Linked DNA regions of Homo sapiens: region 2 is linked to region 1. A link is an interaction called in ENCODE POLR2A ChIA-PET data of the cell type or tissue named here. Cell type or tissue: OCI-LY7. All regions are shown on one strand. Each heading gives the region's core, and the rest is flanking DNA. Links, peaks and the distances in the headings are about the cores only. Region 1 overlaps APBB1IP (amyloid beta precursor protein binding family B member 1 interacting protein). Region 2 has its middle 13 kb from the start of APBB1IP.

Region 1 (4,399 bases), core at 139-4,138:
GATACTAATACCAATAACAGAATGAAAATTTCAGAGCACTGAGAATGAAAAGAAAAGACAAAACAGAATATTTGTGAGCAAGACCCTGTCTCTACAAAAAATAAAAAAATTAGCCAGTCATATTGGCATGCGCCTGTAGTCCCTGCTATTCAGGAGGCCGAGGCAGGAAGATTCTTTGAGCCCAGGAGTTCAAGGCTGAAGTGACTCATGATTGCACTATTGCACTCCAGCCTGAGCAAAAGAGCAAGACCCTGACTCAAAATAAATAATGATAAAAAAATGAAACAACAGAGGAGGTATAAAAATGACTTTGCAATTATTAAAATGAGACACAGTCAATGAAGTTCAGGAAGGTTAGAATTAGCCTTCAGTATTAACCAGAGAAGTTGCTACCTGTCTGTCTACCAAGAAGAAAACTCCTCACTCAATTGCTTCTGTGCATGGCTGGGGTTGAGAGAGAGAGAAATCTCCCCTTGCTCTCTACCTGCCTGATAATAATAAAAATAACAGCGAATAACTATTAGGTGTTCTCATTCCATGCCAGGGATTGTCCTGGTGCGTTACGTGCATTGACTGATTAAATCCATCCTCACACCCTAGGTGAAATGAAAACACTTTTATATTCATCTTAGATGAGAAAACTGAGGCATCCAGAGATAAGTAAATCGATCGAGTTTACACAAAGTAAGTCAGTCATCAAATATTTATTGATCCCAGACATGATTGGAGGCTTAAACAAATTTCTGGAAGATTTTTCTGTGTGGGTTTTCCTCAGCTGTATTTCTTCTCTTCAATGAATTTATCTGCATACTGTACATCTTTCTATGTTAAAGACAGTTAAAGAAAAATGTTTGTATCCTAGTATTGACTGCTTTTTTTTTTTTTTTTTTTTTTTTATCAGATGGAGTTTTGCTCTTGTTGCCCAGGCTGGAGTGCAATGGTGTGATCTCGGCTCACTGCAACCTCCACCTCCCAGTTCAAGAGTTTCTCCTGCCTCAGCCTCCCAAGTAGCTGGGATTACAGGCACCGGCCACCATGACCAGCTAATTTTTTTTTTTTTTTTTCACTTGAGAAAGAGTTTCACCATGTTGGCCAGGCTGGTCTCAAACACCTGACCTCAGGTGATCAGCCCGCCTCAGCCTCCCAAAGTGCTGGAGTTACAGGGACTGTTGTTTTTTTACCCTACAGTGTTTTGAGTTTATTACTAGATTGCCAAAACTAAAATAGAACTGGAATTGATGAGAAATAAGTTTCAAAAATCTGAGGCTCTCCAAGTATCAATTTGCTTTGATATTTTTATTATTTTTTAATTAGAAACCATCTGGCAACATTTTTTTCTAGGAAATAAATCAGTAGACATATTACAACTACAGATACAAAAGAGGAGAAAAAAATTTTAAAAAGCTTATGAATGGGATTGCCCTTAGGATGAAATACGCACTACAGAATTCGGATGCTCGCAAATGCTGGTGGAAACTGTGAAGTCACCTGTGTACAGTGTGATTGAAAATAACTTAGAATATTGAATTTTACCTGATTCCTTCAGTGTTGTATTTTTTCAAAATGCAATGAAAGCGTTTTATCAAGAGGAAGTGGTTCACAGAATAACACAGCATATGGTTAAAGGTTCTTGCAACGTTTGAGGGAGGAGAAAGGGGAAGCCGAGGCTTCTGTGTAGCGTAAAACAGGAAACAGAAGCATCTCTAAAGTTACGGATTATATCAAATAATTCACTCAACAGAGAACTAAGGTGAAGAAACCTCTTGGGCCAACTTAACCAACTTTGCACTGTACCCCTGAGATCGGTGAAAATCTTAATAGGCTAGCAAGTAGTTACTGAATCAAAAGGACAATGACTGTGGTCATATGATCAATTCAGACTAATATGCAGTGAGTCACAAACAAAATTCATATGGACATGTGTATATACATAGGTAGGGTCACACAGAAGGGACAGCCAAGACAACAGGGTCCTTTTGTAAGCAATATTGTCATGGCAAAAGTTACCTGTAAATAACATTTTAAATAAAAAACTAATCATTAAATGAAATGATTTATTTCAGTAATTTAAAAAAATACTAAGAGAGTGCTTTGAAAAGTCTTAGAATTTTGCAGTAAAGACACACACACACACACACACACACACACACACACACACACACGTAATGAGATGGGCTACCACATTTTAAAAAATATGATTTAGGCCAGGTGCGGTGGGTTACACCTGAAATTCAGCACTTTGGGAGGCAGAGGTGGGAGGATCACTTGAGGCCAGGAGTTCAAAACCAGCCTGGGCAATATAGCAAGACCCCATCTCTATCCCCTCTGCCAAAAAAATTAGCTGGGCATAGTGGTGCGCACCTGTGGTCTCAGCTACTCAGGAGGCTGAGGTGGGAGAATCCTTTGAGCGCAAGAGCTCATGGCTACAGTGAGCTATGACAGCACTACTGCCCTCTAGCCTGAGTGACAAAGTGTGACCCTGTCTCTAAAATTAAAAAATAAAAACAAAAATAACAAAACAAAAAATAAAAGATACAATTTTTAAATGTGCTTATTTCCAAATTGCTGTGATTTTATGCAAACCATAAAGTTAGTGAAAAATTTATGTTTTGCATAAAATCAAAGCAATTTGGAAATAAGTGGGTGGGACAAGGTGGGGACACTCTGCTAAGTCAAGCTTCAGTTAGAAAAAAGTGAGAGAACTGAACAACACCCAAAAATGTTCCCCAGGACTCAAGTGCAAGAACACTTGACACAGGACAACAGAGGTCAGCACATATGAACCCAACATCCCCACTTCCATCTGTCTGTCTGGCCTCCAGCTCTGGGAGACAAGTTGTAGACTAGTTTCACTTGGATGCCCACGGGTTGGAAAGAGAGTGCCAAGTCTCTAGATTATTTTAAGTTCCCTTTTTTTTTCTACTTTGGGTGTCTATATAAGGAATGGGGAACTGCTTTTGTATTTAGGACCTACTGTGACCTAAAACCAGAGGGACAATGCAATTTAGAATTTTTTGAAGAGATACAAATAGAAAATACTCTGTTTATCATGTTGTATTAATAAATAAAAATCATGAACATTTCTTTTTAGAAACAAAAGTCCTGTGAATAGTTAGGTCAATTCACTGTCCCCTACTTGTCTTTATTTTCTCATGAATCTATCTCAACTGGACTTTTGTTTGCACTATGTCACCAAACTGTGTGCCAAGATTACCAACAATCTGTGGTGTATGGTGGCTCATGCCTGTAATCCCAGCACTTTGGGAGGTCGAGGTAGGCAGATCACTTGAGCCCAGGAGTTAGAGACCAGCCTGGGCAACATGGGGAAATCCCATGTTTACCAAAAAAAAAAAAAAAAAAAAAAAAAAGAAGCAGCTCAACCATTCCAATATTAAAGTTATTTTGAAAGAAGAGATTACCAATGATCTCTCTGTTGTGAAATCCAATGGTTAGTTCCCAGTCAGCATCTTATACAGCCTTTAATATTATTGATCACTCCCTCCTGGAAATATTTTCTTCACTTGGCTTTCCTGACAGTTTTCTTTCCTGGTTTTCCTCCTCACAGAGGCCAATGTACCTTGAAGCCAACAAAGAAGCTTACATTTCAGGGCTTCTCACTTGCAGGACCCTTCTGATGCCACATGTCTCCTCTGGCACCCCAGCAGCAGCACACAACACAACACTGTTCTGTTGCTGGGAGGTCACCTGGGTCAGGGTTCCTAGGTCTTGGAGTGGGGTCAGGCGACTACCAGCACTATCTCCACTTTACTTGGAGTCCAGCAAAAGCCCTCCCATGATGCATTTCGTGGACATTAGATCTCATGTCCCAATCCAAGGAGAAGATCTGAAGGAAACGCTCTGCTCTGCTCCTTGCCCGGGGTCACCTTGATCCAAGCTTCCTGGCTACCTTATGTCACCCCCAGCTCCAGCTCAGGATTTGGGAGGGTGGTGGGAACTGATGGTTCTGTGGTCCTGGCCAAACAGTCCAGCTGTCGCCTGGGCCTTTGGATGCCACAGGGTGCCATGTTAGTAAGAACAAAGGCTGCACTTCTCTGAGGCCTTGTTCACTGGCAAGAAGTACCGCCAGAGCTAGAAACCACAGAGGAAGTTACAGAGGAGGCATTACCATCTAGAGCTGTCAAGCAAAAGTCAACTTCTTCTCAACTCTCAATCCTAAAAATTAATTTTGATCAGCCATGCTGGAGGAGACACTAAATCATCTATACAGAAAATTGTATTTCAAATTTATTCCCTATAGGAAGAGAAGGTAAAAGAATATGCAGCCAAAAGCGTAGCAAAAATACATCAGCAAGTTATTTAATCATCATAAAGATTACAATGTTGCTTTTTAGATATATACACTTACGTGTCAATTTTTATTTTTATTGTTTTTTTTCAA
Region 2 (4,399 bases), core at 219-4,218, 57 kb after region 1:
ACTGCACTCCAGCCTGGGTGACAGAGCAAGACTCTGTCACAAAAAAAAAAAAAAAAAAAAAAGAAAAGAAAGAAAAGAAAATTCATGTGTAAATGGACCCATGCAGTTCAAAGCCATGTTGTTCAAGGGTCAACTGTATATGCATACACTGTCTCTCCCCAGAGCATGTGTCTGTAAACCAGTTATCATGACTACCTAGTATAATTGATTAAAAGTACAAAACACATGGGGATTGTTTGATTTGCCAGGATCAAAATCCATTCAAACGGGCTCAAGCAAAAAGGGAAGTTATTGGAGAGAAGCTCTGATAGCTCATGGAACAGCAGGAAGGATAGCCAGGTCTCGAGGGATGAAACCAAGAACTCCAGGACCCCCAGGGAGTCTCTCCATCTCTCTTTCTTTGTGTGCTCACATGATTGATATCTAATATTCTCTAATATTCTCTGCCCAACCTTTTTATCCTTTTTCTGCAGATCAGCTTTCTCTGGTCTACCACAGCCATTGCCCTGGATCAGGTTTCCTGGACTCCATACTTGTGGAGATGGAGATGGTGCAGAATGTTCCCTAGGAGAGCTTTCAGGAACAATATATGTAAAGTAGGGCAGGAAGAAGGATTGGATACTGGGAGAAATTAAACTATGATGCAGCAGCAACGGAGGCTCCAGCCAATTCTATACGGAGTTCTAGGCCAGACTTTGAACTGTGCGCGTTGACCAGCCATTGGATGCTGGCTGTCCCTGGTGAGAGGGACATATCTTTAGACAAAGTGAATCCCTTTGGTCAAGGGTGATTTCTGGGGAGGATCTCAGCTATGAATAGTCAGTAGTTAGCACCCTTGCAAGGGGGATGATGAGCCCTGGGCACCCATTCAGCCACCCAGTCCAGCTTGACCTCATGTCTCATCTCAAACACCAACTGGGACTGAAGCAAGTCCCTGTGTTCCACTTCCAAATTCCTAGGAGTGAGCATCTGACTGGATTAGGTATCCTTTTCCTGTTCTGATCAGCTCTGGCCCTGGAAGTCGGGTCACAAGATATATTACCCAGTGGGTATTAACTAACACATTTGCTAATAATCAATTAGCAAAAACAATTTGTCTTTGATGATAAATGCAGATTTGTCTTTTAATAATAAATGCAAGTCAGCAAAGGTTGGATAATCAGTTTTTAGGGCAGATATTACTTTATTAACATTTTTCGTTCAAGAACAGCTGTGGCAAACATTGAAATAGTGGCAAACATTCAGAAAAATATGATTTCAAAAAGTCAGATGGGTGGGGTGGCAAGTCATGTAAAAACAAGCAAGCCCACATTTATCCAGAAGACAGGTGAATACTTATCTTTATTATTATTATTTCTTTTATTTATTTATTTATTTTTTGAGACAGAGTCTTGCTCTGTCACCCAGGCTGGAGTTCAGTAGCATGATCTCAGTTCACAGCAACCTCCGCCTCTCAAGTTGAAGCGATTCTCATGCCTCAACCTCCCACGTAGCTGGGATTACAGGCACGCCACCACACCTGGCTAATTTTTGTATTTTCAGTAGAGATGAGGTTTTGCCATGTTGGCCACACTGGTCTTGAACTGCTGACCTTAAGTCATCTGCCTGCCTCGGCCTCCCAAAGTGCTGGGATTACAAAGTGCTGGGATCCCAAAGCGGCATCAGTCACCGTGCCTGGCCAACATTTACCTTTTAATAGCATATTTTACCCTTTTGTTTACCACATCTTTAGTTTTGCCTTTTCCAGAATGTCATGGAATTGGAATCATACAGCATGTAACCATTTCAGACCAGCTTAATTCACTTAGCAATGTGCATTGAGGATTTATTCATGTCTTTGTGCGGCTTGATAGCTCATTCCTTTTTACTACTTACTAATATTTGATTATATAAATATATTGCAGTTTGTTTATCCATTCATCTATAGGAAGCCAGAAAAGGGGTCTTGAGCTAGACTCCAAGAGAGGGTTCTTGGATCTCACACAAAAAGGAATTCAAGGCAAGTTGCAGAATGCAGTGAAAAAAGTTGTTTTATTGAAAGCTACTCAGATACAGAGTAGGATGTCCTCAGAAAGCAAACAGAGGAATGCACCATCTTTATTTGAGATTTTTCTTATGTAGAGGTCTTGTCTATGACAAGACTAAACTAAGCTGTGCCTGTGTGTGGGTTGGCTGACAGCATGATAGAATTTATTATTTGATTGATTTAAAGAAAACTATCTTGACAGTTTAGTGTGTAAGTACATCAAAGCATAACTATAGTTATCCTGAAAGCCTATCTTGTTATGGCTATTGGAACTTCTGGACTTCCTGTTGCTGTAGGAGTTTGTTCTTGCAGGCATTACCAAGTTACCTCCTTAGCTTTGTAAGTGACCAGTAAGCAATGTTCCTTGCTAGTTTTAAGATGAAGGAGATTTTAAAATGGTGTCACCCTGCTAGTTTTAAGATGGAGGTGATTTAAAAATGTTGTCGGCCGGGCACTGTGGCTCACACCTGTAATCCTAGCACTTTGGGAGGCTGAGGCGGGTGGATCACGAGGTCAGGAGTTCGAGACCAGCCTGAACAACATGGTGAAACCCCATCTCTACTAAAAATACAAAAATTAGCCTGGTGTGGTGGTGTGCACCTATAATCCCAGCTACTCAGGAGGCTGAGGCAGGAGAATCACTTGAACCCAGGAGATAGAGGTTGCAGTAAGCCAAGATCGTGCACCATTGCACTCCAGCCTGGGTGACTCTTTCTAAAAAAAAAAAAAAGAAAGAAAAGGCGTCATCCTAGGCTCCTGCTCCCCTAACAGAAATACATCTTGGTTACTCCCAGTTTTTGGTCATTATGAATAAAACTGCTATAAGCATTCACACGCAGGATTTTGTGTGGACATAAGTTTTCAAATCAGCTGGGTAAATTCCTAGGAGTGCAATTGCTGGATTGTTCTATGTAAAATGTTTATTTAAAAATGGAATGCTTGTTCCCTGGTGCTGCACTCTAACATAAATGTAATTCTCTCAGCAAGGCCAATTTTACTTTCTGCAGAAAGGGTGCTCATTGCAGATGTAACAATGGCTAGAGCACACCTGAACAAAGGAAGGAAGCAATTTTTATCCCTTACACAGTTTGTCCCTGCTACTGTGTCCTGTCGCCATTGGCTGGAGCCAGACCTCACAATCTAAACTAAAACCCAATTGGCTAACAGTTTAAACTTTTCTAAATAGGTGAAAGTAATGGAAAGACAAAGGAAAAGAGGAAGTTGCTTATGCCAAAAAAGGAAGGGGCATAGGCTGCAAGCTGGAACATGCCCGTGAGCATGTCCAGCACAAATATCTTGGTTAAGGTACAAGGACATAGAATGTACTACATGCCTGCGAGCATGTTTAACAGCTACATAGGACAGGGCTTACTTACCAAACAGTTATTAGCACAAAGCAAGAATGCTTAAAGGAAGTTAGTTTTTAAAATAAGCTATTATTTTTAACACTTATGATTTATTCTTTAACAAGAAGGGAAACTTTGAAGAGGAACTTTTACTTTCTACATGGATCATATAAGAAGACTATGATTAGTTTTGTAAGAAACTGCCAAACTGTCTTCCCAAGTGGCTGTACCATTTTGCATCCCCACCAACAATAAATGAGAGCTCCTGTTGCTCTGCACTCTCACCAGCAATTGCTGTTGTGGCTTTTTCAGATTCAAGCCATTCTAATGGGTGTGTGATGGTATCTCATTGTTGCTTTAATTTGCATTTTCCTAATGACAAATGATGTTCAGCATCTCTTCATATGCTTAATTACTATCTGCAGATGTTTTGCCCATTTTTACTTGGCTTTATTGTGTTATTGATGAGTTTGTAAGAGTTCTTTGGATATTTTGAGATGACTGGATTTTTACTATTCGATTCCTGCTTACTTAGAATTAATCCTAGCAAGGCCTGAAGAACTTCTTCTCCCACCCTCATTTCCTTTCACACAGTGGTGGCAAATGGCAGCTACCACCAGTCAGCTTTTGTATGAAAGACCAAATTTAGTAAAAGGTGGTTTAGGGCTGTAAAATGTGTGAAAAGGCAGGCTATAACATCTTTACTTAAAAATACCTCCTCTATTAAAATGGACCATTCGTTTCATCCAGTGTGGTTCTTAACTCTGGGTGCGCAGTAGGACCACCAGGGTAACTATTAAAAATACTGATGTCTTAGCCAATATCTTAAAAAAATTATTTATAATTTTTTCTTTTTTAGAGATATAGTCCTGCTCTGTTACCCAGAGTAGAGTGCAGTGGCACCATCATAGCTCACTCAGCCTCCAACTCCTGGGCTCAAGGAATATTCCTGCCTCAGCCTCCTGACCACCAGGTCTGGCTTATTTTATTTTATTATTTTATTTTTTGTAGAGATGGAATTTTTCCT

The links. Peaks named below come from ENCODE experiments on the same cell type or tissue, not always from the same donor. Only the 100,000 strongest peaks of a DNase experiment are listed, where the experiment ranks them.
Region 2: POLR2A ChIA-PET joins it to region 1 with 5 read pairs; 9 of 35 experiments call an interaction of 5 or more read pairs at or near these places.

The regions. Positions count from the first base shown.
Region 1 is chr10:26,479,590-26,483,988 of GRCh38, reverse strand. The region is part of intron 2 of APBB1IP (amyloid beta precursor protein binding family B member 1 interacting protein); the gene reads right to left. Among named protein-coding and RNA genes, the nearest start is that of APBB1IP, 43 kb to the right of the region's middle. In OCI-LY7, for the core only: a CTCF peak has its summit at 2,462; DNase peaks (open chromatin) are centred at 1,648, 2,868 and 4,078; H3K4me3 peaks cover 3,030 bases; H3K27ac peaks cover 4,000 bases.
Region 2 is chr10:26,422,778-26,427,176 of GRCh38, reverse strand. No RefSeq gene overlaps it. Among named protein-coding and RNA genes, the nearest start is that of APBB1IP, 13 kb to the left of the region's middle. In OCI-LY7, for the core only: no CTCF peak of the experiment used is centred there; no DNase peak of the experiment used is centred there.